Regions from separate parts of the Homo sapiens genome. Here regions 1 and 2 are each linked to region 3. The links are chromatin contacts, found by Hi-C or POLR2A ChIA-PET in ENCODE. All regions are on one chromosome and are shown on one strand. Each heading gives the region's core, a stretch centred on a gene start or an enhancer-like site at or near the end of the contact. The rest is flanking DNA. Distances are from core to core; before and after follow the strand shown. Region 1 has its middle 79 kb from the start of CHASERR. Region 2 holds the start of AKAP13 (A-kinase anchoring protein 13). Region 3 holds the start of ABHD2 (abhydrolase domain containing 2, acylglycerol lipase).

Region 1 (3,582 bases), core at 691-3,190, 3.7 Mb after region 3:
TAAGGATCTCTTCTCCAGAAAATGTCCTTACTAATCCTATCAGTTGGGGTTACCTAGTCATCTCTCTACTTAGTGATCAGTGTTCAAATCCTGCTTCTCTATACCAGCTCTGTGAGGTTGAATGAGCTATTCCATCTTTTCTGTCTAGGTTTTCTCATTTCCTTTTTTGTTCTTTTTTTTTTTTTTTTTTTTTGAGACAGGGTCTGGCTTTGTCACCCAGGCTAGAGTGCAGTTGCGCAATCTCGGCTCACTGGAACCTCCTCCTCCCAGGCTCAAGCAATTCTCCCACCTCAGCCTCCAGAATAGCTGGGACCACAGGCATGTGCCACCAAGCCCAACTAATCTTTTTGTATTTTTAGTAGAGATGTAGTTTTGCTATGTTGCCCATGCTGATCTTGAACTCTTGAGCTCAAAATTATCCACCCACCTTGGCCTCCCAGAGTGCTGGGATTACAGGCATGTGCCAACATGCCCGGCTGGGGCCATGCTCTTTCTGAAGCCTCCAGAGGAGACCCTCTGTTCCATGGCTTTTTCTTCTGGTGTTGGTGGCAGTCCTTGGAGTTCCTTGCTTCATGGATGATACTTCACTCCAGTCTCTGTGGCAGAAATTCTCTGGTGTGTGTAGACAAGCCTTCCTCTGCCTCCCTCTTAGGAAGATACATGTGATAACACTTAAGGCCCACCCTGATCATCCAAAATCATCTCCCCATCTCAAGATATTTTTTTTTTTTTGAGATGGAGTCTCGCTCTGTTTCCCAGGCTGGAGTGCAGTGGCGCAGTCTTGGCTCACTGCATCCTCCGCCTCCCGGGCTCAAGTGATTCTCCTGCCTCAGCCTCCTAAGTAGCTGGGACCACAGGCATGTGCCACCATGCCCGGCTAATTTTTGAATTTTTAGTAGAGGTGGGGTTTCACCATGTTGGCCAGGCTGGTCTTGAACTCCTGACTTCAAGTGATCCACCTGCCTCGGCCTCCCAAAGTGCTGGGATTACAGGCGTGAGCCATCGTGCCCGGCATCAAGATCCTTAAATTAAGCTGGGCGTAGTGAGCCGAGATCATGTCACTGCACTTCAGCCTGGGCTACAAAGCAAGACTCCATCTCAAAATAAAATAAAATAAAATAATTTTTTTTTTTTTGAGACGGAGTTTCGCTCTTGCTGCCCAGGCTGGAGTGCTATGGCACGATCCTGGCTCACCACAACCTCCGCCTCCTGGGTTCTAGTGATTCTCCTGCCTCAGCCTTCCAAGTAGCTGGGATTACAGGCATGAGCCACCACACCCGGCTAACTTTGTTGTATTTTTAGTAGAGACAAGGTTTCTCCATGCTGGTCAGGCTGGTCTCGAACTCCCAGCCTCAGGTGATCTGCCCACCTCGGCCTCTCAAAGTGCTGGGATTACAGGTGTGAGCCACCACACCCTAAAATAAAATTGTTTTAAAAGTAAGATCTTTAACTTACACACCTGCACATTTGCAAAGCCCTAGTTGTTGGGGTTTTGTTTTTTTGTTTTTTTTTTTCTTTGAGACAGAGTCTCACTGGGATTGCAGGTGTGAGCCACCTTGCCCTGCCTGTGTTTTGGTTTTTGTTGTTTTTGCCAGATAAAGTAACATTCAGTTTCCACATATTGGGATATCACTGGGAGACCATTATTCAGCCCACCACACACATCCCCAAATCTACCAGGTTAAATGGAGGTAGATTTTTAAGCTTCCCAAGTAGCTGGGACTACAGGCATGCACCACTATGTCTGGCTAATTATTTTTATTTTTTATACAGTTGGGGTCTTGCTACATTGCCCAGGCTGGTCTTGAACTTCTAGGCTCAAGCAAACCTCCTGCCTCTGCCTTCCAAAGTGCTGGGATTACCGGTATGAGTCACCACACTGAGCAAGGGAGAAGAATTTTAAGAGTCCCTATAATAACTCCACACCTCTCTAAAAACCGCACTGCTCGCCCCTCCCCACTCCCACAGGTTTTGGAGTTTCTGACTCCTGAAAGAGAATGAGTCACAGACAGTTCCCGTCAGAAAAGACTATGTCCCTCCCACCTCTCATTTAGTTCCCGTTTGTTTAGGATTCAAGTGTCTTGGGCAGTTAGATAGCTCCCCAGCCTACCCAGTTTCCCTCTTGCCTCCCCTCTACTACCCCCAGAAATGCTTGTGCAATATTGGACTGACTCACCCAGAAATAACTCATGACTCTCCTTTGTTTACAGTTTAAGAGACTAGGGTGTTGAAATATCTCAGCAAAGGCCACTGAGGGACTCTTCAGTCCAGGGACAATGAAACACTGGACAACCTGGGAGGAGTTAGGTACATTCTCTGGCCTTCTCTCAGAGGGGCTTTTGCTGTGTTGTAACAGGCAGTGGAGTGTTGGTAAATATTTAACAAGGCATCTCCAAGGGGAAAAGCCTTAATATGTAGTGTTTACCTATTCCTGTGGTGTAAATACCCCTGCTATGGCCAGTTTCAAGCTACCAACATGATGTCATTGAAACCAAAGTTGGAAAGAAAAGTGCATCATCATTCTGAGCAGCTGACTCCAACACGCCACTGTAGCTCCACTGACCTAAGGGAAAACTGTCAGTCTTCACTCCATAAGGATGTACAGGCCCAGGGGCTGGACAATGTAGCTCTTGGAAGATCACAATAGAGTCAGTTTCCTAATTTCAGGGACCAACTGTTACTGCTAAGAATAAATGGGAGGCCAGGTGCAGTGGCTCACACCTGTAATCCAAGCACTTTGGGAGGCCGAGGCAGGTAGATCACCTGAGGTCAGAGTTCGAGACCAGCCTGACCAACAGAGTGAAACCTCGTCTCTACTAAAAATACAAAAATTAGCCAGGCTTGGTGGCGTGCACCTGTAATCCCAGCTACTCAGGAGGCTGAGGCAGGAGAATCACTTGAACCCAGGAGGCAGAGGTTGCAGTGAGCCGAAATCACACCACTGCACTCCAGCATGGGCAACAGACCAAGACTCTGTCTCAAAAAAAAAAAAAAAAGAACAAATGTGTAAAATAGTCACAGATCTTTACAATCCCATCCAGCGATGAGGTTCTAGGTACAAAACAAACATTAACATCTTTCTCCTCTGGAATCGCTTGAACCAAGGAGACAGAGGTTGCAGTGAGCCAAGATCGTGCCACTGCACTCCAGCCTGGGAATCAGAGTAAGACTCCGCCTCAGGAAAAAAAGAAAAAGAAATCTTTTTCCTCTGAACTCTCATCAAACTTCTATTTCTACATCTCTTTTGATTTTTTTTATTTATCTAACAATGACTGTGCCAAGCAATATTCCAAATAAGGTATATACCGTGACACAATCCAACCTCACAACAAGCCTACAGGCAAGTACTTTATGTATTTATTTATTTGTTTACTTATATATTTGTTGACACTGGGTCTCACTCTGTTGCCGAGGCTGGAGTGCAATGGCACCATCTGGGCTCACTGAAGCCTCGACCTCCTGGGCTCAAGCGATCCTCCCACCTCAGCACCCCCAGAGTAGCTGGGATTACAGGCACACGCTACCACACCCAGCTAATTTTTGTAATTTTAGTAGAGAGGGCATTTCACCTTGTTGCCCAGG
Region 2 (3,552 bases), core at 213-2,712, 3.7 Mb before region 3:
TACAGTGAGCTGAGATTGCACCATTGCACTCCAGCCTGGGCAACAAGAGTGAAACTCTGCCTCAAAAAAAAAAAAAAAAAAAAAAAGAAAAAAGAAAAAAAGAGAAAATATATGTGAGCACCAGAGCTCAACATTAGGAGCATTTCTGAGATTTGGAGCTATTCAACAATGGAAGTTCCTGGCACACACATCAGGTATTCACAATACCCTTTCTCAGGTGTTTGGTCACTGCTAGTGAGCCGCCTGGATCAGTGTTTCCCAAATGGCAGTCATTTGCATCTTTGCTTTTCTTTTGGGGGCGGGGGGGTAATATCCTGTACCAGATTTTTGAAAACTGACATTAAAAATACATGTTTAAAATGTGCAAAGTGCACTAAAGTGCACTGGATGTATTTTTTATTCATGTATATACTTTTGTTATCTATCACCCAGGTCAAAATACAGAACCAGCACCCCAGAGGGTTCCCTCCTCCTCCTTCCCAGCCAATAATCTTCTCCTCCTACCTAACCGCTGTTCTTACTTCAATCACTATCAACTAGTTTTACACGTTCTTCAACTGCATATAAATTGTCTCAGTTTTTTACTTAACACTTTTCTTGAAGTGCTTTCGTTTTTTGCCACTTTTTATTTGACCTAAGAAATAACATTAATGAAACAGTGGTTTGACGTGATAGGCATTTCCCTCCTAATGCGCACTAAAAACACTTAACTATTTGAAAAAAGAAGTTTCTTCGTGTACCAACTAATATATTCTCCGCCCTGTCTCCAGAAACCGCCCTTCCTCTGTGGGCCGGTGGTTACCGGCACCATTGGTACACGGACCACATTTTGTTTCCCAAAGCAACCAGATGATTTTTGAGGTCCTTTGCAGCTCGAACACGGAATGACTTTGTGGTGATCGAGTAGCCAGAAGTTCACGGAATGCACTGTCACAATTGTGATTCCGCCATAGCGCCGTGCATCCATCCAACACTTGTTTAATACCTATATTTAATACCTAATACCTTAGACGGTCCTAGGCTGTGGACACAGAAGACTAAACCCCACTTCCTGAGTTGAAGTGGGGGAAATAGAGGAGTAAATCATTTCACGATGTGTGGTTAAGTGCTGCAGCTCAGGTAACCACCAGTACACAGAGGAAGGGCGGTTTCTGGAGACAGGGCGGAGAGGAGACCGTGGGTGGGCATTTCCCAGAGCAGCCTCTGCCAGCCACCCTACTTTGATCACTTTGCCGCCGAGCAGCAGCGGCGGTCAACCTCAGCCTCCCTTAGCAACCTGAGTGCCCCGTCCAGGAGCCTTACTATTGGTCTCATGCAGCGAGATGGGCAGTTCTGCCGTGCAATCCCAGCTCGCAGTTCTTGCTCCGCGTGTACTCACGGGAGGACTCGCAGGCGTTACCGCCTTCCCGCGTGCCCCGCCCACCCTCCCGAGCGTCTTTCGGCGCATGCGCGGACTGGAGCTGTGTGCAGGGCCAGCGCGGAGCCCGAGCAGCCGCGGTGAAGCGCCTGTGCTCTGCCGAGACTGCCGTGCCCATTGCTCGCCTCGGTCGCCGCCGCTTTAGCCGCCTCCGGGGGAGCGGCCGCCTATTGTCTTTCTCCGCGGCGAAGGTGAAGAGTTGTCCCAGCTCGGCCCGCGGGGGAGCCCCGGGAGCCGCACGGTGAGAGCGCAACTTAGTTGGCGGAGTTGGGGGAAGTTTTGTGATTTGTGGGTCGGGGCGCGGAGCGCGGCCAGTCCCCTGCGGTTGCTCGGTGGGGCGGGCCCCGGAGGAGGGGCGGGGGCTGCGGGGGTTTCGGGGGCGGGCTGGACAGACGGGTCGCCGGGCGGCGCCGGGACCTCAGGTCTGCGGACCCCTCCTCCCTGCGCATCGCCCTTCTCCCGCATTGTCTGCTTGGGGCTCGGCGCGCCTCCCACTCCGCAGCCCAACTTAGAGGCCGTCGCCGCTTTCCGGGTGGGGGGCGCGCCCGGCCGCCGATGCTACCTCAGGCGCTCCGCCCCCAGCGAGGCCCCGAATCCTTGCCCCGGGTCCCCGGGTCGGCGCCGCCGGGGCGGGCTCACTCCTCCCCTGGGGCGGGCGGCCGCGGTGTGGAGTCCCCGCCGTGGAGTCCGCGCCGTGAACAAGTGCTGCGGGCGCGAGGGAGCGGCTCCCCGGGGTCGACGCGGACGGTAAACACGTCGGGCCGCGCCTGCCTGTCGGTGCCTCTCCGCGGCTTCTCGGGGGTGCGGCCCAGCTGACCCGCGCGGGTCGCAGGCGAGCGGCCCAGGAGACCCGTGCGGTCCCCACGCGCTCTGGGACCCGTGCAGCCAGCCGGCTCAGCTTGCAGCTATACTTTGATACCAAACAAAACTTTTTTTTTTTTTTTTGGTAAATACGGTTTACTGCTTTTTTTTTTTTTTTTTTTTTGCAAAGCCACGAAGTATGTGAAGTTGAAAAAAGGAAAAACCCTAAAACTTTTTAAAAAAAAATCAAGAAAGGGGGTAGATAGGTTTGTTTTGTTTTGGAAATAGTTCTTATAGCAGAGTGATACCGTCCCATTTAATTTTCTAGATCCCGGAATTCACAATGAAAATTGGATTGAGCGGTATTTTGGTGTTCATTCTTTGCTAATGACACTCCTTAATGAAGTTATTTGGAGAGTTTATTGCTTCAGTACAGTAAAAACCAGTGTGCCTTTTTTTTTGTTAGTAGTCCCCCCCACAACAAGTGTTTTATTTTTAGAAGAAGCATTTTCTTCAGTTTTTCTGAACTGTTGGATTGCGCAGATGAGGACAAACGGTGCAGTTCTTGAAAGGTCATTATTGGCAAGTTTGTGAAGAAGCTAAGATCAGTTGAGATAAATCATTGTTACTATTCTTGTATTCTGTCGTGGACTCTTGGGGATTTGCAGGCTGCATTAAGTACAAGTTTTGTCAAGTTTGGGTGCACATATTACACTTAATTTGGTTTGTGTGGCTTATTATATGAACATGATTCTGTTTCAGTTCCCCAGATGGAACTAGCTTAAATGTCTGTCATTCATAGTGGAGCAAAATGGCCAGAGTGTCATTTATTGTTAACTTCAGTTGTATTCCTTTACCATCTGCTAAATGAAAAAGAAAAATTTGAGAAATACTGTGTGTGTCAGTTTGCTCAGAGTGATTTCTCGTGCTAAGTGAGTCCTGTGGAGAAGCGTTCCTGGGCTTTTCTGGTTTGGTGGGCCTTGTGTTATAAAACCAATTTTCTTCACCTGATGAAGCTAAAGACAAATTTTCTTCAGGTACAGCCATTGCACTTTTAAATTACAGAGCCGCTTTTAGGATTCACAGTACTCGCTCCATGGCTTCCCTTCCTGGTTGTGTGGTTTTGTGTGTGTGATTGTGGGGAAGGAGGTTGACAGAGGTTGGAAGGGATTGTCAGGGAGGGACATAATGTAAGCAAGTACTACTTACAACATGACGTGACGAGTGCACTAGTTGCTTTCCTTCTCTGGGCGGTGATGGCATGTTATACTGTAGGTACTATTGTTTTAGGATTTCTCACACTTCTTTTGCCTTGACTAAATGGTAACTGCACA
Region 3 (3,137 bases), core at 52-2,551:
ATAGAGCTCATGCAATGATTTCTGGTCCGGTGCTGATCAGCCTTCAAAGGATGTTATTTGGTTACGCTCCATAAAACTTGAGCCAGCCCACTGTTCCTTGTCACAACCTGAAATATGTTGGGAAAAATTTACATGGTAACAAATGCCACTTCCCTTCTCTGACTAAATCGCTCCTCTCATTTCATCCCCTGCTCCCTCTCTCCGAGCCCTATGGGGCCTTGGTAGGGTGGCCTTGTCTGCCCTACAGGGGTTGCATTTCAAGTCGCTCAAGTGTTCTATTCTTGGTACACGACATGCCATTGCAAAAGCAGTTTCAGGCTCATAGAATTTTAGAAATGGGCCTAGTTTCCCAGCCGGATGAGGTGAGTGGGTGATGGGGGAAGAATCAGCCTTGATTGAATGCCTGTTGAGTGCCAGCCACTGTTGGCATTTATCAGAGTTTATTTAATCTTCTCATCAACTACTATTGTTACCCTCAGTTGCCAAGTGAAGGGAGCATGCGGGAAGGTTAAGTGACTTGCCCAAGCCCACACAACCGGTAGGAGCCCCAATTCCAGGCCCTAGTTCCAAGGCTACATTCTTCCAGGCGGCCTCCAACTGGGTTGGTTAAGGGTTGAAAGGACAGTGGGACAATAACTGAGGCCCGTATTGCCCAGAGCGTCCCCATCCCCCGTCCGGAGCTGGAAGAGGCCATAGACCGCTGCCTCCACATCTTTTCCTCTCCTTCGGGTTCGGTGACTCACGACCCTTCTTCCTCTCTCCCGGGATATGACCTCAAATTTCACCCCTGCGAAATTTGAGTACACGTGAGTCAGTCAGTCGGCCTGGACCCATAAGAGCCCCAGCTGAGCTACCAGCAGCTGAGCTACCAGCCGACCTCATTCCTCTGAGCCCAGTCGACAGCTGACCTTACCCAGCCCTCTAAAGCAGTTTGCGGTCACAATTACCCGTCTCTTCACCCCGCCCCCATCGACATCAAACACGACCCACCTTCTAGCCCTCCTCCCCTTTCCCCGCCCACTCCGGGCTGGCCTTATCCAGTAGCGTCTGGGTCCCTGGACTAAAGCCGTCAAATGTAACCAATTGCTGAGGAGCTCTCCCCTAAGAATCCCGCCTCCACTCTGAGGAACAGCTTCGCTGATCAATGGATCCCCTCCTAGACGCAATGAGCGCGCGGGGCAAGTGGAGAAGCGGCTGAACTGCCCAATGAACAAGCGGTTTCCGTGGTTAGGGGCGTGGCAGAAGCGGTCGTCAGGGGCGTGGCGGCAGTTACTTGGGCGGGGCCGGTAGCGGCGGGAGCTGCACTGGCCAGGGGTTCCGGCTGTATATCCATGAGCGCCGCTGGCAGCCGGGGAGCTGCAGGAACCAGACTGGGGGCGAGCTGAGCACCTGTAGTCAATCACACGCAGGTAAAGCCACGGCCGAGCGAGCTCCGCGGAGCGGGGATCGCACCCCGGACCCGTCGAACCGAATCTCCGAGCCCCGAGGTCCCCGGCGTAGCTCGGCCCATCACGCCGCAGCCTGAGGGGATCCTGGGGGGCCTGTCATCTGGCGCCGTGGGGGTCCCAGGGGCTGGCTTGCCCAGTGGTGGGGACAGCCCAGATCGCGGCGGGGGATACGCCTTCCTGAGGCCCTTTGTCCCCTTCTGCCCGAGGAACCGAGGTTGGGGACAACCCCGACCGCGGCCTTTCCCCCATTGGTGCTCACTCCTGGGTCTTCAGGGGCCTGGGGAGGGGTCTGCCGGTTCAGGCTCGGCGAAGAAGGTCCGGGATCCGCACCTGGAAGGAGAGGGCCGAGGGGCCTGATTACAGCCCGAGATACCCGAGAGGCCTCTGTGTTTCGGGGCTCCAGGGGCTCACGCAGGACCAGTGGGTTTAAGTTCTAGAAAGGCAGCTTTTGACCCACTTGGAAGCACATTTACCGAGTTCGGCCCCGCGACCGGCACTGTTCTAGGCCCTTCGTGAGCTTTTCCCACAGCTAGAGCTGTCCAGCAGCGCAGGAGGCTGCCTGCCAGGCCGGGCAGCTAGCGCCTCGACCTTGGCGATGTCCAAGCAGTGGCCTGATGACAGCCACCTGTGTCGGATGCTTAGGACTCCCAAGGGAGGACTGCATGACCCATCTGTAAGGGCCTTCTCTACCCACAAATGCACTCTAAGTGGCCTTTGATGCCTAGCTTGAGAAGAGTACTTCTGGGGGTCCATTAGGTTCCAAGTGGCTGTTGAATTCACCCATAATGAATTTTGAGGTTTCAGCTCTCAAGAGTGGGTGTTAGCAAAGAGACTGGATTATACAAAAAGATAGAGGTTTATTTAGCCACTGTGAAACTCCTTGTATTTGAACTACCATGGACCGCTCTCTTAATCTTCCCAATCTCTCTTTTTTGGTTGCTGGACCTCCAGTTTGTCAGTTTCACCTGCATTCCAGTAACCAAATCCAAAGGCATGTTCCAAGAACAGGCTCCACAGAGGGACCTGGAGAGACTGCAGGTTTGGCAGAGTCAACAAGATCTGTGCCCAGAGCTTTTCGAAGGCCGTTTCCTTACAGCCACATTAAGCAGAGTCCAAAAGAGAAATCCTTCACTACCCTCTGTCATTTGCCGGAATAGAGAGAACATAATAATCTAAAGGTCAGGAGGCAGAGAAAGAATCTTAACACACCTTGCTGTGTGTTTTAGGATGAATTAATCTTTGAACATCTAGTCAGAAAGCAGTCCATATACAGCTGGTAGTCAGCACGGACTGTGACATTTTAGAGCTGAAGGCACCTTAGATAGAGCTCATCTCTATCTAAGTCTAATTAGGTGGACTCTCATTCAGTCTCCTCAATGCACAGGTGAGGAAACTGAGGCCTGGGGTGGTCACAGGGCTGGTTGGTCATCACAGGCCCATGACTAAGGGTTGATCTCTTGACTGTATTTAGATCTAGCCAGTGCATGACTTATTTCACTCCAAGCTTAGTTTGCCCATTCTCAGTGTTTTAAGTTCTAGGGGAGTCCAGAGAGGTTAGGAGGACAGATTTTGGTGCCTGAGTGCCTGGATTTGAATCCCAGCCCTGCCTCTTACTGGCTGTACAACCTTGGGCAAGCTACTTAACTTCTCTGTGCCTCTGTTTCCTCACCTCTAAAACAGAAATAATAA

The links. A loop is a pair of places that touch in the nucleus more often than their neighbours do. ChIA-PET counts read pairs that join two places held with the same protein, here RNA polymerase II (POLR2A). Pooled maps may share reads with other maps.
Region 1: a loop to region 3 is called in a pooled map, with 2.2 times the contacts of the local background. The contact joins the enhancer-like site here to the promoter of ABHD2 in region 3. A Hi-C loop is called at or near these places in 3 of 50 pooled maps. POLR2A ChIA-PET finds 5 or more read pairs at or near these places in 2 of 52 experiments (GM12878 and activated T-cell).
Region 2: a loop to region 3 is called in a map of ovary, with 9 times the contacts of the local background. The contact joins the promoter of AKAP13 here to the promoter of ABHD2 in region 3. A Hi-C loop is called at or near these places in 1 of 168 maps with a recorded cell type or tissue (ovary) and 4 of 50 pooled maps. POLR2A ChIA-PET finds 5 or more read pairs at or near these places in 1 of 52 experiments (WTC11).

Annotation. Positions count from the first base shown.
Region 1 is chr15:92,801,956-92,805,537 of GRCh38, forward strand. No RefSeq gene overlaps it. Among named protein-coding and RNA genes, the nearest start is that of CHASERR, 79 kb to the right of the region's middle. RefSeq lists an enhancer at 2,487-2,536. Within about 2 kb of position 1,941, at least 34 of the 41 ENCODE cell types and tissues checked have a DNase peak (open chromatin) inside an H3K27ac peak, as active enhancers do; they include GM12878, where a contact is called at or near this core.
Region 2 is chr15:85,379,141-85,382,692 of GRCh38, forward strand. It overlaps AKAP13 (A-kinase anchoring protein 13), which reads left to right and starts at 1,463. Exons shown (of 37, transcript NM_007200.5): 1 at 1,463-1,658. MIR7706 (microRNA 7706) reads left to right here and starts at 1,456; the gene lies at 1,456-1,522. RefSeq lists silencers at 1,314-1,393, 1,774-2,343, 2,000-2,167.
Region 3 is chr15:89,087,155-89,090,291 of GRCh38, forward strand. It overlaps ABHD2 (abhydrolase domain containing 2, acylglycerol lipase), which reads left to right and starts at 1,302. Exons shown (of 11, transcript NM_152924.5): 1 at 1,302-1,409. LOC124903573 reads right to left here. Exons shown (of 7, transcript XM_047433432.1): 5 at 1,681-1,778; 6 at 914-1,532; 7 at 407-787. The coding sequence ends at 573. RefSeq lists enhancers at 65-710, 1,321-1,500, 1,442-1,961.